2 separate regions of the Homo sapiens genome follow, and region 1 is linked to region 2. A link is an interaction called in ENCODE POLR2A ChIA-PET data of the cell type or tissue named here. Cell type or tissue: OCI-LY7. All regions are shown on one strand. Each heading gives the region's core, and the rest is flanking DNA. Links, peaks and the distances in the headings are about the cores only.

What was found. ChIA-PET counts read pairs that join two places held together with the same protein. Peaks named below come from ENCODE experiments on the same cell type or tissue, not always from the same donor. Only the 100,000 strongest peaks of a DNase experiment are listed, where the experiment ranks them.
Region 1: POLR2A ChIA-PET joins it to region 2 with 14 read pairs; 15 of 35 experiments call an interaction of 5 or more read pairs at or near these places.

The regions. Positions count from the first base shown.
Region 1 is chr12:31,515,537-31,524,557 of GRCh38, reverse strand. All of the region lies in intron 1 of DENND5B (DENN domain containing 5B), which reads left to right. Among named protein-coding and RNA genes, the nearest start is that of DENND5B-AS1, 70 kb to the left of the region's middle. RefSeq lists enhancers at 5,004-5,540, 5,541-6,078 and a silencer at 5,509-5,803. In OCI-LY7, for the core only: no CTCF peak of the experiment used is centred there; a DNase peak (open chromatin) is centred at 5,667; H3K27ac peaks cover 981 bases.
Region 2 is chr12:31,594,032-31,603,052 of GRCh38, reverse strand. DENND5B-AS1 (DENND5B antisense RNA 1) reads right to left here. Exons shown (of 3, transcript NR_046909.1): 2 at 1,199-1,373. It also overlaps the pseudogene RNU5F-4P and the pseudogene RPL31P50. Among named protein-coding and RNA genes, the nearest start is that of DENND5B, 7.4 kb to the right of the region's middle. In OCI-LY7, for the core only: a CTCF peak has its summit at 2,633; DNase peaks (open chromatin) are centred at 2,632 and 3,762; H3K4me3 peaks cover 951 bases; H3K27ac peaks cover 2,570 bases.

The DNA of each region.
Region 1 (9,021 bases), core at 233-8,232, 78 kb after region 2:
CCTCAGCCTCCCAAGTAGCTGGGATTACAGGCACATGCCATCATGCCCGGCTAATTTTTGTATTTTTGGTAGAGATGGGGTTTCACCATGTTGGCCAGGCTGGTCTGGAACTCCTGACCTCAGGTGATTTGCCCACCTCAGCCTCCCAAAGTGCTGGGATTACAGGTGTGAGCCACCGTGCCCGTCCCAACCAGGCTTCTTAAATGAATTCTAAGATAGAAACAACAGGAGCTTCCAGGACTCTCTTAAGGGCTGAACCTAGGACTGTCACAGTGACATTTCTGCCATATTCTGCTGGTCACAAGGCAAGCCCAAATTCAAAAGGAGAGAAATAGACCTCTTAGAGTTTCCTAATAAAAGGTAATTTCATTAAAAATACAATTCATAAATTAGCCCTATGTTTACTACTGTCTTTTCAGCTCTTTTTTTATTCCATGCATTAATTGATTCGTCACCACTTGGATTGTGCCACCAATGTTTCTATGACATGATCTAAAAAAAAAAAAAAAAAAAAAAGGGCTCAGTAGTTTTCACTTAAAAGACAAAGAGGCCCACTGAGCTATTACAGATGTTAATTAGGATTCATTTACTTTAATATGGTAGAAAGAATGCTATGATACCACTTTAGTGATGAACAAAATAAGCTTAATCACATCCTAGGAGCTAAGTATTCTGACATTATAATCTCTTCTCTCAGAGTCCCATCACAGCAGTCTTAGGATTCAAGATCTATTCTTGGGAAACATTATAGAACCAGTGTGTCATGTACATACAAATGAGGGAAAATATAATGGCTTTGGTAATCCTGTAGTTATCTTTCTTGTCATATACTCTTTTTTTCATTTTTAAAAATTGGGGCAAAATTTATATAACATAAAGTTAACCATTCTGAAGTGTACAATTTAATGGCATTTAATACATTCACAGTGTTGTACGACTTTTTTTTTTTTGAGGAAAAGCATATTTTTAGGATAATGTCAAAACAGATTAATAAGATGCTAATAAGATGGCCAGACATTCACTCAGAAGTGTTTTTTGTTTTGTTTTGGTGAAATGGTATGAGAGATATGTTGCCTTACACTTAGGCCACTGCATTCCCGCTTAAGTGCCAGGATTGTGTCAGCAACAGGATGGCCTAAACAATCTCAGTCTTGTCTCCTGCCAGCCCCCTAAATCTTCCAGAATTGCAAGAATAGGCCAGGTGTGGTGGCTCACACCTGTAATCCCAACACTTTGGAAGGCCAAGGCAGGCGGATCACTTGAGGCCAGGAGTTTGAGACCAGCCTGGCCAACATGGCAAACCCCCATCTCTACTAAAAATACAAAAATTAGCCAGGCAGGTGTGGTGGTGCATGCCGGTAATCTCAGTTTCTTGGGAGGTTCGGGTGGGATGATCGCTTGAACCTGGGAGGCGGAGGCTGCAGTGAGCCGAGATCACGCCACTGCACTCCAGCCTGGGCGACAGAATGAGGCTTTTTCTTTAAAAAAAAAAAAAAAGGAAAAAAAAAGGCACATTTATCTCACCTTCCCTCCTATTCTGGGAATGCTAACATCCTCAGGGAATCTCCCATATTGGTCCCCTATAACCCAAGACTTGGGAGTTTCACAGCCCCACTCTAGGTCTGAAAACAACACAAAAGTTGTTCTAAGGGATGAAGCCACCCTCAATAAAACTGGAAGTCAAAGCCTGCATATAAGCCCCACTCCCTCCTGCCTAAAAAAGGAAAGGTATTTAGATGTTTTTGTCATGGATACTTTACTGGGATCAGGTAAGAACTGAACAAATGCAGTAAGTTATTGGAGAGTTAAAGGTTAAAAAAGGCCGTGTGCAGTCGCTCACCTGTAGTCCCAGGGTGAGGCCAGGGCAGGTGTGTCGCTTGAGCTCACAAGTAACGAGACCAGCCGGGGTAACGTGGTGAAACCTCATCTCGACAAAAAATACAAAATTAGCCGGGCATGATGGTGTGTGCCTGTAGTCCCAACTACTTGGGAGCCTGAACTGGGGAGGATGGCTTGAGCCCAGGAGGCAGAGGTTGCAGTGAGCTAGATCGTGCCACTGCTCTTCAGCCAGGGTAATAGAGCCAGACCTTGTCTCAAAATAATAATAGCAATTTTAATAGTTTTAAAATTTTGAACTAGTTAGAACCTCTTTGATATTTACCTCACCTAGGAAATTGGGATCAGCCCAGCTTTCAAAGGGAGGTACATGAATTTAGGACTGCAGAGTACAGCAAATTTTAGTTCCTGATATGGCCATGCTTTCCTAAGAAGTTTCCAAAGGTTATTGACTCTCAGCTTAGCCTTTTCTACTGCACAATGTGATAGATGCTGTAAATCAGCGTTTAGAGGTGTTTATCTAACTCTCCCTAGTGGGAGATGGGGAAATTTTCACTGAGAATGTAACTCTGCACCATGAGCAGATGTTTGCTAAGTGGGCAAGGATTGAGTGGGGGATGTCTTAAACTGAGGGAAAACATTTGTAAAAGCAGAAAGGGGTGAGGATATGACAGCAAATTTACTATAGCTAACATGAGAGAGAAGAGGAAGGGTAGTAAATAGAATTGAAGAGGGTAGCCAAGGGCCAAATATAAATTTGTATTACAAGCTAAGGAATTTTTATCCAGTCATAAAGAGCCACTGAAAGATTTTATGCAGGGGATTATAATGATCAGATTAGCATATTAAGAAGATGATTTTGGCAATAGTATGGAGTCTGGTTGATAGGGAGGCCAGGTAGGAGGCTACTGAAGTAGTCTGGACAAGAGATGAAGTGTACCTAAACTAAGGCATGGGGATGGAACGGAACTTAGCATTACAGGCAGTTACTTAAATGGCTAGGGGAAGCAAGAGGAAGCAAGAATCATTCCTTGGTTTAATGGTTTGGATGGATGGTGGTGGTCTTTGTTGACGCTAGATATACAGGAGTAGAAAAGCCACTAAAAAAACCCACACACATTTCTGTTTTATGTAGGCATCTTGTATAGGACAGACTAACAAAAATGAAACTGTTTCTTAAATTTAATTGAAATACAATCAGCAATTTTCTCATTATAATTTTACTTAACCCTGTACAGTTCAGTCTACAAAAATAAGTATTGGTAGAATAGCCAGGTGCAGTGGTGTGTGCCTGTATTCCCAAGCTGCTCTGGAGGCTGAGGCAGGTGGATCACTTGAACCCGGGAGTTCGAGTGCAGCCAGAGCAGCATAGTGAGACGCTGTCTCTAAATATTAAAAAAAAAAAAAAGTTTTTTTGTACTAAAGTGAATGTCTGATATCTGCACACCCCACAGAATGTACAGTGGAATTCTAATGCCTTATCTCTGAACTTACTATATATAACATTGATATAACCTTTTCTATTGTTTTTGACGCCTATTTTATTCAGTTAGCATTATTTCCCTTGGCATCCTTATAGCCAGGCAATCCCTTATGATGAAATTAAAAAAAAAAAAAAGACCAACTTTAATGATCTAAGGCTGTGCTGCTTGATATGGGAGCCACTTAGCCACATGTGACTTGAGTATTTGAAACTTGACTAGTTCAAAATGAAATGAGCTGTAGATGTAAAATACTCACTGGATTTCAAAGATTTAATATCTCACTAACATTTTTGTATGTTTATTACATGTTGGAGCAATATTTTGGATACAAGAAGTAAAATTTATTGTCATGATGAATTTTTCCTGTTTTTGTTGTTGTTGTTGTTGTTGTTGTTAACTATTTTTAAAATGTAGCTACCCCTGTAATCCCAGCACTTTGGGAGGCCGAGGTGTGTGGATCATGAGGTCAGGAGATCGAGACCATCCTGGCTAACACAGTGAAACCCTGTCTCTATTAAAAATACCAAAAATTAGCCGGGCATGGTGGCACACACCTGTAGTCCCAGCTAGTCGGGAGGCTGAGGCAGGAGAATCGCTTGAACCCAGGAGGTGGAGGTTGCAGTGAGCTGAGATCACACCACTGTACTCCAGCCTGGATGACAGAGTGAGACTCTTTCTCAAAAAGAAAAAAAAGTAGCTACTAGAAAAATTTAAATTATATATATGGTTCACATTATCTTTCTATTAACTTTCTTTGCTTACTAAGTTTATTTCAGTTCCATTATCTGCCTAGTTTCTATGCTAGGTGTGCCTAACTTCTATACTAGCTAGAGATTTGCTGCATATGATTAACAGCTGTTTCATTTTAATTCATTATAAGTGCCTGGAAACTGCAATAATGCAAAATTGTCTTCCCATATTTTGGAAACAAGGTTAAAAAGTTCTATAGCACCCTATAGTTGATTAGTAAGAACTTCAACGCAGAATATCTGCAGGAAACTGATTTTTGTAGATGTTATCACAATTCATTTTGATATCTGTAAGTTGGATAGTGTTTATTAACTCTTCTGCAAATAAATTATTTCTTAGAATGAAAGTCTCCAAGCTGGTACATGGATAGGATTGGACTAGAGAAAAAGCTTATTTGAAACACATTTTATGAGGGTTTTCATTTATTGCCTAAACACTATAAAATTTTTTTGCCATGTTCCAGTTGACACAGGCCAAGAAATGCCTGAACAGGTAGCAAACACACCTAGCAAACAGGGATGGCTACCATATCAAAAAGTCTCTCTGCTAAGGTGAGGTGCAGGGTTTCTTTTTGGGGTGATGAAAATGTTCTAAAATTAGATAGTAGTGATGCTCACACAACTCTATAAATATACTAAAATCACTGAATTGTATACTTTAAAAGGGTGAGTGTAAGGGTATGTGCAATATAGCTCAATAAAGCTGTTATAAAAAAATTCTGAAGCATGCTTATCTGTTGCAGTTACTGATTTACTAGTCATTTAATGAGAATTAAGTGAGCAGACACAGAAAGCAACCATATGTTCAAGAACTACAGTGATCAGACAAAAATGGACTGTCCTTTTTTGACTTCTGTGTGAGCCCCACAGATCTGGTGGCATTTAGGGAAGCCTAATGGCCTTCTTTTGTGAGTACTTGTGAAAGTTACTAACAATGTATTAGATTGCTAATACATTCAAATTCTAATGTAAAATGAATGTGATACACTGAAAGGTACAGACTGAATCCAGCAGATGAGTAGAAAGAAAACCACTCCAATATTTAATCATTTGTTGTTAAGGAATTTATCCATTAACAAAGTTTTTAGACAGAGTTGTTTATATCTACTCAAGGTGTCATTATGCACATCTGTTTCTTGTACCTCAGGTTCATCCTATAGAAAATCATGCTAACTCACAAGTCATGCAGTGTTTTCAAAAAGACAAGTCATGCAGTGTTTTCAAGTTCAGAGAGTAGCAAAGGATGCAAATCTAATTTCTTTACCATTTGCTACCATCTGAAGTTAGTAACATTTTTTGGCTAATCACCAAGCACCCAGAAAGAAAGAAATAGAGCAAATTTGGTGCATCGTTTGTCTTCCGTATCTCCTTTCGAAGTCATTTCCACAGGATAAGTGCCAAAGCACAGAAAAGAAGCTAGGCCCCACTTTTACTCTCATGAACAAAAGTCTTCCCATAGATTTTTACATAGCTGCTGCATTTGTCATCCCTTTCCTGAAGAGCTTTGTTGCTGTGGTCTTGCTCTAGGGCTGCTTTCAGCAACATTTCTGACGCAGGTTTAATGCTGATTAGCCCTAAAACAATTCTAGGGCAGGGCTCCCTGCCAGGATAAAGAATGAACAAAATTGGTTTGCATATAGGCCAGCTGCAGTTGCTGCAGCTAGAGTCTGTCAAACTAGGACCATTTTCTTGTTTACCAAGATGAGGTTAAATTAGCACAGCATGAGGCAAAAAAAAAAGATTTAAAAAACCCAGAAAATTAGCTATGCTTTTGAGTATGATGCAGTGAGTGTGGAATTAAGGTGATTTTAAGTTAGTTTGAGAAGGGAAGGTAATATACAGTACTAAAAGCTTGATTAAAAGCTGCTTGAAGATATTTGCTTGCTAACTATCTTAGTAAAAAAAAAAAAAGGTATATTTGAATAGTGCCTCAAAGCTCACAGATTACATGTAGAAAAGTCTGTTGGCCCATTTTTATTGAGTATGTGCCTCATGCTTACATGCTTAGCCCTGGTCCTGGCACAAGGGTACAGAGGTGGACATTTAATAGAGGAAGACACTGTCTTTGAGACTGGGTTTCTGGAGACTCTTAATTCAAGCCTCAGCTCTGTCTTTAATTCTCACCTTAGGCAAACCATGTTAGCTGAGCATCTGTGTTCTCCTAATGTAAACAATGAGAGAGGGAGAGGGACTGCTCAGGCTCTTAAAGATAATTCAAGTCTAACATTTTTTGAATTATTTGTTTGTGTAGTGTTATTTCCTAAAATATTTGAATCAAGTTTTATGTGTTCATAGTCTCTGATAGTGGGACATCCAGTCTGGTTGAGGAGGAAAGATGAGCTGTGTAATCAGAGAAGCTGAATGTGAGAGGTTTCTGACTTCCAGAGCTTCAGTTTATAAAGCTCTTTCCCTGCCTCTCCACTTTGCACTGCTCCCATTGCAGAGACTGCCCGCAGATCTACCTTTGGGAACTCAGGCTTTTTATTCCAGCAATGCAAGGCTGAGTTGAGGGAAGGAGCCCCCACTTTCTCATCCACCTGCAAAGGCAAGAGTACATAGCTGCAGGTAACAAGTTATAGGAAGGGTTAGTGTGAGGCAGAAAGGCACAGTAAAGGATAAACTTCATAGTGTTTGATGATCCCCAAAGTGTCATTTGACTTCTTAGACTCCCAGAACCCCTGTGCTTCACTTCCCAGCCCTTCATCAACTCTGGATTCAAGGACTTCTGAACTTGATCTCTGTCACTTTCTCCTCCCTGACCTTCCCAGATCCCAGTCTTGGATCATTAAAAGCACCCCTACTAGTTTAGGGCTGGGAAATGAGGAGACTTAATCATCTTATAACATTGTTCCTATGGGAGGTGAATTCTTTTACAGACTAACGTCCAAATACAATCGTTAGTAAAACTAAGGCTACAGCTGTTAATTTAACTGAAGCTTGTGTAGTTATGGAGAGATTGTTTCTTTTATCAGTTCATATTTCTATGCACTTCTCATTCAGTACTGTGCTATACTTTTCACTGCCCTTCACCTCAGCTAAGATGGTTTTCACCTTAAGTCTCAAGACAAAGGCAGCAAACAGCCAATACAGAATTAGGGCATAGAGCTGGGTGTGATACAGGGTGCTAACTACTCATAGTCCGCTTTAAGCGCAGGATAGAGGACATTCTCACAGAAAAACAAAACAAAACAAACATTTGCCTATATTAGATAATCAAGTGGGTAGGGCTTAGAGAAAAAAGGAATCACCGTGGGTTGTAGTGGGGTAGTTTATACATGTAGGAAACAGTCCTGAAAGATATGGATGTGCAGAATGGAGGCTGATGTTCTGAGCTCCAGCTGAGGGAATTTTCATTTATCTAAAGTTTTTATTTCTGTTTTTTTTTCCCCAGCCGAATTTAAGATTCATATTTCTGTTTTAAAAAGTTGTGAAATGAATATAGCAAAGTGTTAACATTTGTTGAATTCAGGAGGGAAGGTATCTACACACAGTGTTAATTATTTCTGTTTTACTTCTCTATATGCTCTAATTTCTTCTTTTTAATTTTTTTGAGATAGGGTCTCACTCTGTTGCCCAGGCTGGAGTGCAGTGGCACGATCAGGGCTCACTGCAGCCTCAACATCCTGGACTCAAGCAGCCCTCCCACTTCAGTCTCCCAAAGTGCTGGGATTAGAAGGTGTGAGCCACAGGGCCCAGCCTGAAATTTTTTAAAATTACAGACAGGAAAATAAATTGCATTAAAGTTGAGCAGCCCAAGAAACAAAGGAAAGAACTTAAATAATATATAGATCAGATGGTCAGCTCTTGAAAAGGTAGGTGTTAATGGCAGTCAGATATTATATCAGTCTTGAAGGAGCACATAAATCGTATATTGTTTTGCAACCAAAGAACAGAAAAATGACTGCTATCATCAATGATGAAAGCTCAAATGTGATGAAGAAATGGAAAAAATAGATAATGGGCCAAGGTTTCTTCATGGCTTGGGGTTAACTTTTTTTTTTTTTTTTTTTTGAGACAGGGTCTCACTCTTATTGTCCAGGCTAGAGAGGAGTGGCGTGATCACAGCTCACTGCAACCTCACCATCCCTAGACTCAGGTGATCCAGTTCAACCTCCCAAGTAGCTGTCTGGGACTATAGGTGTGCACCACCACAGCTGTCTAATTTTTATATTTTTTGTGGAGACAAGGTTTTGCCATGTTGCCCAGGCTGGTCTCAAACTCGTGGGCTCAAGTGATCTGCCCACCTTAGCCTCCCAAAGAGCTAACAGACGCGAGCCACCGTGCCCACCCATGCTTAATTTGTTTAGGTGCGAGATATACTAACACAGAGAATATGCTGTACATCATTAGAGAAAATGAATATAAATAAATGACATACTTTAGTAATTATCAAAAGGAGCAAGTTCAGCCCAATAAACAAGGGGCAACCTAGTTTTCATACCCATACATCTACGTGCAAGATAAGTGTAATCACTTTTTTCGGAAAGAGTAGCTTTTAATGCATATATTTAAATTATTTTAAGATATGCTCTAAAGCCTCTCCATTGTGCTATAATTGTCTCTAACAGTTGAATTTTTGCCTTTTCAAGAATTTCTTCTATAAATGCTGAGGGAAGAACCATTACTGATAAATTTTCTATATTCCTAATATGCTTGGCTAAGCTTGTAGCAAGGCTCAATATATTTGTTGGTTGGCAGTACAGAATTTTGAGTAGTCTATTTATACCAGTAATATTGTGTTACTAGTGAATAGATGAGTTTAATCTTAGTGTAAAAAGCATATCTATGTAACAGTTTTTCTACTGATTAATTGTATATAATTGAACAGAGTTCAAGTTCATTCCTTTTTTTGTTCATTCCTTCATACAAAATGGGAAGTTGTTTAGAACTCATCCTGAAAGGAATTGACATACTGTAGTCTCTCACAGAAGTACAACTTAATAAACATTTAT
Region 2 (9,021 bases), core at 373-8,372:
ATGGAGTCTCATTCTGTTGCCCAGGCTGGAGTGCAGTGTCACGATCTCAGCTCACTGCAACCCTCCATCTCCCAGATTCAAGTGATTCTTCTGACTCAGCCTCCCAAGTAGCTGGGACTATAAGTGCGCACCACCAAGCCTGGCTAATTTTTTGTAATTTTAATAGAGACGAGGTTTCACCATATTGGCCAGGCTGGTCTTGAACTCCTGACCTCAAGTGATCCGCCCACCTCAGCCTCCCAAAGTGTTGGGATTATGGGTGTGAGCCACCACACCCAGCTGTCTTTTCTTGCCTTTTATATTCAGCCATATATTAGATATTTTTTCCATCAGTGTAACCTCATTCTTAGCATGCATTGTATCAGATATACCAGAATCTATTTAACCACTTCATTTTTTGTCTTTTTTATTTTTATTTAAAATTTTTTTTTATATTTTTTACTTTTTATTTTTAATATAGGCAGAGTTCCATCATGTTGCCCAGACTGGTCTTGAACTCCTAGGCTCAAAGGAACCTCCTGCCTCCCAGAGTGCTGGGATTACAGATGTGAGCCACCACACCCAGCTAACTGCTTCCTATTTCCTATTGGTAGGAATAAGATTGTTTCCACTTTTAAATATAATGAGCAATGTTTCAGGGGACGTTGTACACATATTCTTTACTTGCATATTTCTGTAGGAGAAAGTCTGAGATGCAGAATTGATGAATCAGAGGGTATGAGTATTCTAACTTTTGATAGAAAATCTGCATTTTAATTTCTACTCATATACTCTTGATTTTGGTTTGATGGAAGGAACCCAGCCAACCCAGGAAAATACCTTCTGCAGAAGGCTGCTAAAATTTCTTCCTCATCTTGGGCCAGGCGCAGTGGCTCATGCCTGTAATCCCAGCACTTTGGGAGGCCGAGGTGGTTAGATCACAAAGTCAGGAGTTCAAGACCAGCCTGGCCAAGATGGTGAAACCTCGTCTCTATTAAAAACACGAAAATTAGCTGGGCGTGGTGGCACACGCCTGTAATCCCAGCTGCTCAGGAGGCTGAGGCAGGAGAATCGCTTGAACCCGGGAGGCAGAGGTTGCAGTGAGCCGAGATTGCGCCACTGCACTCCAGCCTGGGTGACACAGCGAGACTCTCCTTCTCAAAAAAAAAAAAAAAAGATTTCTTTCTCATCTTATGGGCTGATTTCCAGGAAAGCCTACCTTAGCTGCCTGAAGCTCTAGTGCAGATCACTGTCACATCCTTAAGAAGAGCTAGTTCTGGCCGGTCGCGGAGGCTCACGCCTGTAATCCCAGCGCTTTGCGAGGCCGAGGTGGGCAGATCACGAGGTTAGAAGATTGAGACCATCCTGGCTAATACGGTGAAACCCCGTCTGTACTGAAAATACAAAAAAAAAAAAAAAAAAAAAAAAAAATTAGCCGCGCCTGGTGGCGGGCGCCTGTAGTCCCAGCAACTCAGAAGGCTGAGGCAGGAGAATGGCGTGAACTCGGGAGGCAGAACTTGCAGTGAGCCGAGATCGCGCCACTGCACTCCAGCCTGGACAACAGACCGAGCCTCCGTCCCCCCAAAAAAAAGAAAAGAAGAAAGAAGAGCTAGTTCTGGGGCTTTTTCTAGAATATGGAATTATATTTCTTTCCTTTCAGTTTTTTTTTTTTTTTTTTTGGAGGCGGAGTCTCGCTTAGTCGCCCAGGCTGGAGTGCAGTGGCGCGATCTCAGCTCACTGGAAGCTCCGCCTCCCAGGTTCATGCCATTCTCCTGCCTCAGCCTCCCGAGTAGCTGGGACTACAGGCATGCGCCACTACGCCCGGCTAATTTTTTGCATTTTTAGTAGAGACGGGGTTTCACCGTGTTAGCCAGGATGGTCTCGATCTCCTGACCTCGTGATCTGCCCACCTCGGCCTTCCAAAGTGCTAGGATTGCAGGTGTGAGCCACCGCGCCTGGCCTCCTTTTAGATTCATAAGGTTTTTTTTTTTTTTTAACTGGACGGGATCTTAGAGACTATTCCCCTTATTTTGAGAGTAAACATTCAGTTGAAAGTTAAAGAAAATAACTCAAACTGGCTGAAACAATAAAAGGAATTCATTGGCTCACATTAACTGACAAATTCCAGATATTGAGTAGGCTTCCTGTATGATTTGAGCCAGAGTTTATAATATAGTCTACTTTTCAGTGATATTCTTGGCTCTGCTCCATTCTGTATATTGGCTTCATCCTTGGCCTGGCTTTCCTTGTAAGGCTACTGGTAATTTTGGGACGGTATATATCATATTTACACCCAAGGTAAGAAGAGGATGTTCCTTTCTCCAACTATCAAACAAAAGTTCTGAACCTCATCCTAATTAGGCCAGCTTAGGATAACTGTTCATCCCTGAGTCAGTAACTCTTAAAAGGAATATAGGTTCACAAAGACATCCTAGAGCTAGGTGTAAACCCAATACCATGTGAAGGACATGAACACTACACAACGAAGGAGGAGGGGATGGATTCTGATTAAACAGCCACCTATTAGGGAGGAACTTCCTTTCCTCTTGCCTCACGTTTCCATGTAGAGGAACTTCTACTACAGTAACACTGTTGGCCCCCACTTCACCCCTCCCCTGCCTGCTAGGTTTGCAAAGTAGTTCATGGTCTTCATTTCTCCATTGGATGGCGCTAATCTAATTAAAGTTAGCAAGCATTGGAGAGTCTTCTATTTCCTTCCCACCTGGGGCTTACATGGGACAGCAATACTGAACTAAATGTAGATGCTCTACAGATTCAAATATCCCCTTCGGTGGCCTGAGCCAGGGTTTGGTCAGCGGGAAGAAAAGATTGAAGGGATGGAAAGTAATGTAGCAAATCTCTGCCACAGACCTGCTCTTTCTTCAGATCAGCTTTACCTTTTTTTTTTTTTTTTTTTTTTTTTTTAAAGACAGAGTCCACTCTGTCACCCAGGCTGGAGTGCAGTGGTGCTATCTGCACTCACCACAACCTCCGCTTCCCAGGTTCAAGTGATTCTTCTGCCTCAGCCTCCCGAGTAGCTGGGATTACAGGTGTGCGCCATTGCACCTGGCTAATTTTTGTATTTTCAGTAGAGATGGGGTTTTGCCATGTTGGCCAGTCTGGTCTTGAACTCCTGACTTCAGGTGATCTGCCCACCTCAGCCTCCCAAAGTGCTGGGATTACAGGTGTGAGCCACCGTGCCCAGCCGGCTTTAGCATTAACAGAGGCTACATTTAATAATAGAAACTGTTCTCCATCTGTTGGCATCCTATATCTTATTTCTCAATTGGTTCCAATCTTAGGGAAGAAAGATGAAGTTGTTGATTGACCTTTTAAAACCCAAATCCTGCTGGGTATAGTGGCTCATGCCTGTAATCCCAGCACTTTGGGAGGCTGAGGTGGTAGGATTGCTTGAGCCCATGAGTTTGAGACCAGCCTGGGCAATATAGCGAGACTTTGTCTCTGCTTTTAAAACAACAACAACAACAAAACAACAACAACAACAACAACAACACCACTACCCTGTTTCAGTTTCTGGTCTATTTAGAGCTTTTCCTTCCCATAGATGAGGACACTTGATGTGGATTTTCAGGCCTATCCCTGCCCCATTTTCTGCTACAAATGGGTTCTGCTTGGACCTTCTACCAAGTCCTGTCACCGTCTTTTGTATTTAGACTTTGTCATTGTACGTAGGTCCTTAGAATTTAGCTTCTGCCTTATATGCAAGTGTCTCTCTCCAGGAGCCCTCGGTCCTAGTATCTTGGGTTCCGCTCTGGTAACCTACCTAGGTCTCTAGTTCCTTTTTCAGGCTGGGCCCTTGCAGGTTCCCCTCTACATTAATTTCCTAGGGCTGCTGCAACCAATTACCACAAACTTGGTGGTTTAAATAACAGAAGTTAATTTTCTCACAGTTTTAGATGCCACAAGGCTAAAACCAAGGTGTCAGGAGGGCTGATTCCTTCTGGGGGACCCCCAGGGAGAATCCATTCCATCCCTCTCTCCTAGCTTCTGGTGTCTGCTGGCAATGCTTGGCACTCCTTAGCTTGTGGCAACAACATTCCAAGCTCTGTCTCTGTCTTCACATGATCTTCGCCTATGTGTGTCTCAATATCTCAAATCTCCCTTTTCTTATAAGGACACCAGTCATTGGGTTTAGGGCCCACTCAGCTATAATTGCACTGCATTAAGGATCTCAAGATGAGATCCTCAATTACATCTGCAAATATTTTATTTCTGAATAAGATCACATTCACAGGTATAGGGATTAGGACTTGGACACACCTTTTTGGGGACACAATTCAACCCACTATATCCTCTTGACTTCTTATTACAACTGGAGAGAACCTGTGATTCCATGATAGACTTCCTGAAGCTGCTTGCCTGGAATTTTATATTATATTATTTTACTTTTTGGAGACAAAGTCTCACTCTGTCTCCCAGGCTGGAGCACAGTGGTGCAATCTCGGCTCACTGCAACCTTCACCTGCCTGGGTTCCGGCGATTCTCCTACCTCAGCCTTCCAAGTAGCTGGGATTATAGGTGTGCGCCACCACGCCTGGCTAATTTTGTATTTTTAGTAGAGACAGGGTCTCGCCATGTTGGCCAGGCTGGTCTTGAACTCCTGACCTCAGCTGTTCCACCTGCCTCGGCCTCCCAAAGTGCTGGGATTACAGGTGTGAGCCACCACCCCCCCACCCCCGCCACCTTGCTTGCCTGGATTTCCGAATGCCAGATGCCTTGGATGCTCCTTTCTGTCACCATTTGCAACAACTAAATCTTACGGCCCCTTTTGCTGACCGTGTAGACGCCATCTAGAGATGGTGGCCCACTTTGGATGCTAAGTTTGACTGCCACATTGAACTTCTCTTGTCAACACAGCACAGGCTCAGTGACCCCAACCCCCCTATACCCCTCTCAGTATTTATCATGTCTCATTGAGTGGGCCTGGAACTAGGGTCTGCATATCTCCATTGGCCCTATCTGATTAAAGTGATCATGACCTATTGTATTCTGAAGTGCTACGCAAGAAGTGCTAGACCTCTTGGACTGATTTTCATGACTGGGCGTGGTGGCTCATGCCCACTTTGGGAGGCCAAGGCAGGAGGATCATTTGAGTTTAGGAGTTCGAGACTTACATTGCACACCTGGGCAATGTAAGGATACCCTATCTCTATTAAAAATAAAAATAAAAAGTTGGCCAGGCGGGGTGGCTCACACCTGTAATCCCAGCACTTTGGGAGGCTGAGGCGGGCATAGCACTTGAGGCTAGGAGACCAGCCTGGCTAACATGGTGAAACCCCAGCTCTACAAAAAATACAAACATTAGCCGGGCATGATAGCTTGTGCCTGTGGTCCCGGTACTCAGGGAGCTGAGAGGTGGGAGGATCATTTGCACCCAGGAGGTGGAGGCTGCAGTGAGCCTTGATCATGCCACTGCACTCCAGCCTGGGTGGCACAGTGAGACCTTGACTCAAAAAATAAAATAAAATAAATAAAGAATTAGCTGGGCATGGTGGCATGTGCCTGTAGCTGCAGCTCCTAGGGAGGCTGAGATGAGAGGATCACTTGAGCCTGGAAGATGGAGGCTGCAGTGAGCTATAATCACACCACTGCACTTCGCCCACAATCCCTCGCACTCTTCCTTTCCAACTTGGGCCCCTCAGAATGCCTCCCGCAAAGAAGGGTGGTGAGAAGAATTACAGTTCTGCCATCAGTGAGCTGGTGACCAGAGAATATACCATCAACATTCACAAGCGCATTCATGGAGTTGGTTTCAAGAAGAGTGCCCCTCGGGCACTCAGCGAGATCTGGAAATTTGCCATCAAGGACATGGGAACTACGGATGTGCACACTGATACCAGGCTTAACAAAGCTGTCTTGACCAAAGGATTAAGGAATGTCCCATATGGCATCCCTATGCTTTCAAAAATCTACAGACAGTCAATGTGGATGAGAACTAACCACTGATTGTCGAATATATCAAATAAAATTATAAAACTGCCTTCCAAAAAAAGAAAATCACACCACTGCACTCCAGCCTGAGCAACAGAGAGAGAGAAACTGTCTCAAAAAAAAAAAAATCAAAATAATGAGATAGAGTATGTTAAAATGTCTAGCTCAGTGTCTGGCACACAGAAACAATGAGTTACATATATTGAATACTTTCTATGTTCTAGGGACTGTGCTAAGCACTCTACATGTATTATCTCCTTCAAACTTCACAATAACTTAATTTTGATCTGCACTGGACAAATAAGGAAATTAAAGCTAGAGTAACATTAAGCAGATTGTCTTATAGATACTAAAAGAAGTGAGATTTGAACCCAGGTAGTGAGAGTCTGGAGGTTGTCCCCTTTATCAGCACACCAAACCACCCCAAAACATACTGGTTGAAAAAAAACCAAAATTGAATAAAATTTTTGTAAGAATTTGGATCAGTCCTTGTCAATCAACCAAAATGAGTAGAATTTTAGGAAATGTAAAGTTTTGAAACTTTACAAAAGTTTTTGAAAATGAGTAGGATGCAATAAAAACTGGACATAAATCTTTTGGCTCTTTTTTGTTTGTAAATAGATTTGTGAGTACAATTTTATTTATTTATTTATTTATTTATTTGTTTGTTTGTTTGACAGGGTCTTGCTCTGTTGCCCAGGCTGGAGTGCAGTGGCACAATCTCAGCTCATCAAAACCTCCATCTCCTGGGTTCAAGCGATCTTCCCATCTCAGCCTCCTAAGTAGCTGGGACCAAAGGCATACGTCACCATGCCCAGCTAAGAGGTACAATTTATATATATTAAAATGTATTTGCTAGCCAGGCGCGGTGGCTCACGCCTGTAATCCCAGCACTTTGGGAGGCTGAGGCGGACAGATCACCTAAGGTCAGGAGTTCGAGACCAGCCTGACCAATACGGTGAAACCCTGTCTCTACTAAAAATACAAAAATTAGCCGGGTGTGGTGGCGTGCACCTGTAATCCCAGCTACTCAGGAGGCTGAGGCAGGAGAATTGCTTGAACCCGGGAGGCAAAGGTTGCAGTGAGCCGAGATTGAGCCACTACACTCCTACCTGGGTGACAGAGTGAGACTCCATCTCAAAAAAAAAAAAATGTATTTGCTGTAAGAGTACATTGGGTTTTGACAAATATATCTGTCTGTGAAAGCACTACCACAATCAAGGTACAACATTTTCCCATTGCTCCGGAAAGCTCCCTCCTGCCCTTTTGCAGTCAATTTCCCACCACATCACCTCTGGCCCCAGGCAACCACTGATCTGCTTCCTGCCCAGTCTAGAATTTCATATGAGTAGAGGGATACACTATGGACTCCTCTGTGCCTGGCATCTTTTGCTTAGCATATTTTTGACAGCCATGCACCTTGTGGCATGTATCAGTGGTTCATTCCTCTTTACTACTAAGTAGTGTTCCCTTGTATGAGGATACCAATTTAATTCTCCATTCATCTGGTGATGGACATTTGGCTTATGGATTAGTCAGGAGATAGAAACCAGTAATTTGAACACGAAAATTTATTATAATTGTTAGCTAGTAAAAAGTGGTTAACAACAACAAGGGGTAAAAGAGGGTTCTAAGGTGGCTCAAACCTGTAATCCCAGCACTTTGGGAGACTGAAGCAGGTGGATCGTTTGAGCCCAGGGGTTTGAGACCCGCCTGGGCAACAGGGTGAAACCCTGTCTCTACCAAAAATACAAAAAACTAGCTGGGTGTGATTGCACATGCCTGTGGGTGGTCCCAGCTCTTTGGGAGGCTGAGGTGGGAGGATTGCTTGAGCCAGGGAGGTGGAGGCTGCAGTGAGTCGAGATTGTGCCACTGCCCTCCAGCCTGGGTGAGTGACCCGCCACCCCCCCAAAAAAGAGGGCTGTAAGGGATCGAGAAGTAGCAAATACGATGAGGAGAATGGACTCTCCAAAATATTTAAGTCGTGTTAAGGAGAGGAGAGGTTATTTTTCTCTTTTGATGCTATGACAATCCTTGTCAACACCGTTCTTCACCACCACACTCCAGCCACATATAAACAACCAAGAAAGAAGGGATTGATTGCTAATGTAACTATTTAGAGCCCAAAACATTCATTGGACCACATTTTACTGGTAGTCAGAGTCACCATGTGCCACCAGCTTAGCAGTGCTATCAATCTCTCATTCCTCCACTTCCGCAGACCGTGGCAGGACTCAGCTATCCCAAGCATGCCATGCCGTCCATTTGAGGCTTTACCAGTAAGTCCTTTGGAGACAGCAGATCATTGCTCAGATTTTTGTTCACTGAGCTAATTTACTTCTCTGTCATTATTTCAGAGGACAATCTGCATATAATGATACATAGCTAATTCTTGAGTATCCTTTCAACTTCGTTTCATTGTAGCTTAATGCAGAATATACTTACACAGTGTCATCCTGAAGTGATAATTAAAAAAGTATACGGATATTTTCAAATTAGTGTTTAATTTTGTAATGTGTGACTATTTTCCTAAAAGCTTTAGGAAAGATTTTAGGAATTCTATTTTTATGAGATTAGTATATTTTAATTGCATGCATTGTTTGTTGGTGATTCAATTTTTTTCACCTTAAAAATATTAATGTGGGGCTTACAAACTCATAAATCAGTTACTGGTCAAATTTAAAAAAAAAATGACGTGCCTTGGCTAGTGCAAACAGTAAATCAGTTTTTTTACTGTGTTTGTTTGATTCGCTTGGAATCTAACAAACATTCTGTAAGAAGTTACCACCGAAGACAGGAGAAACAGATACCTGGCACTTCCTTCCTTACTAATGAAATGTTATGCATTTCAGTACTTTCTACGTGAGGAAAAGCAATATTGCATAAGAGTAATTAAAGTGTTCACAATTAGGTCCATACTCTGGTTTCTCTTCAGATCGTATACGTCTTTTGTCTTTTACTAAAGATTTCCGTGGAAGGGAACAATTCTGAGTTTTTGACTAAGTTTTGTTTTGTTTTGTTTGAGACGGAGTTTTGCTCTGTTGCCCAGGCTGGAGTGCAGTGGTGCGATCTTGGCTCACTGCAACCTCT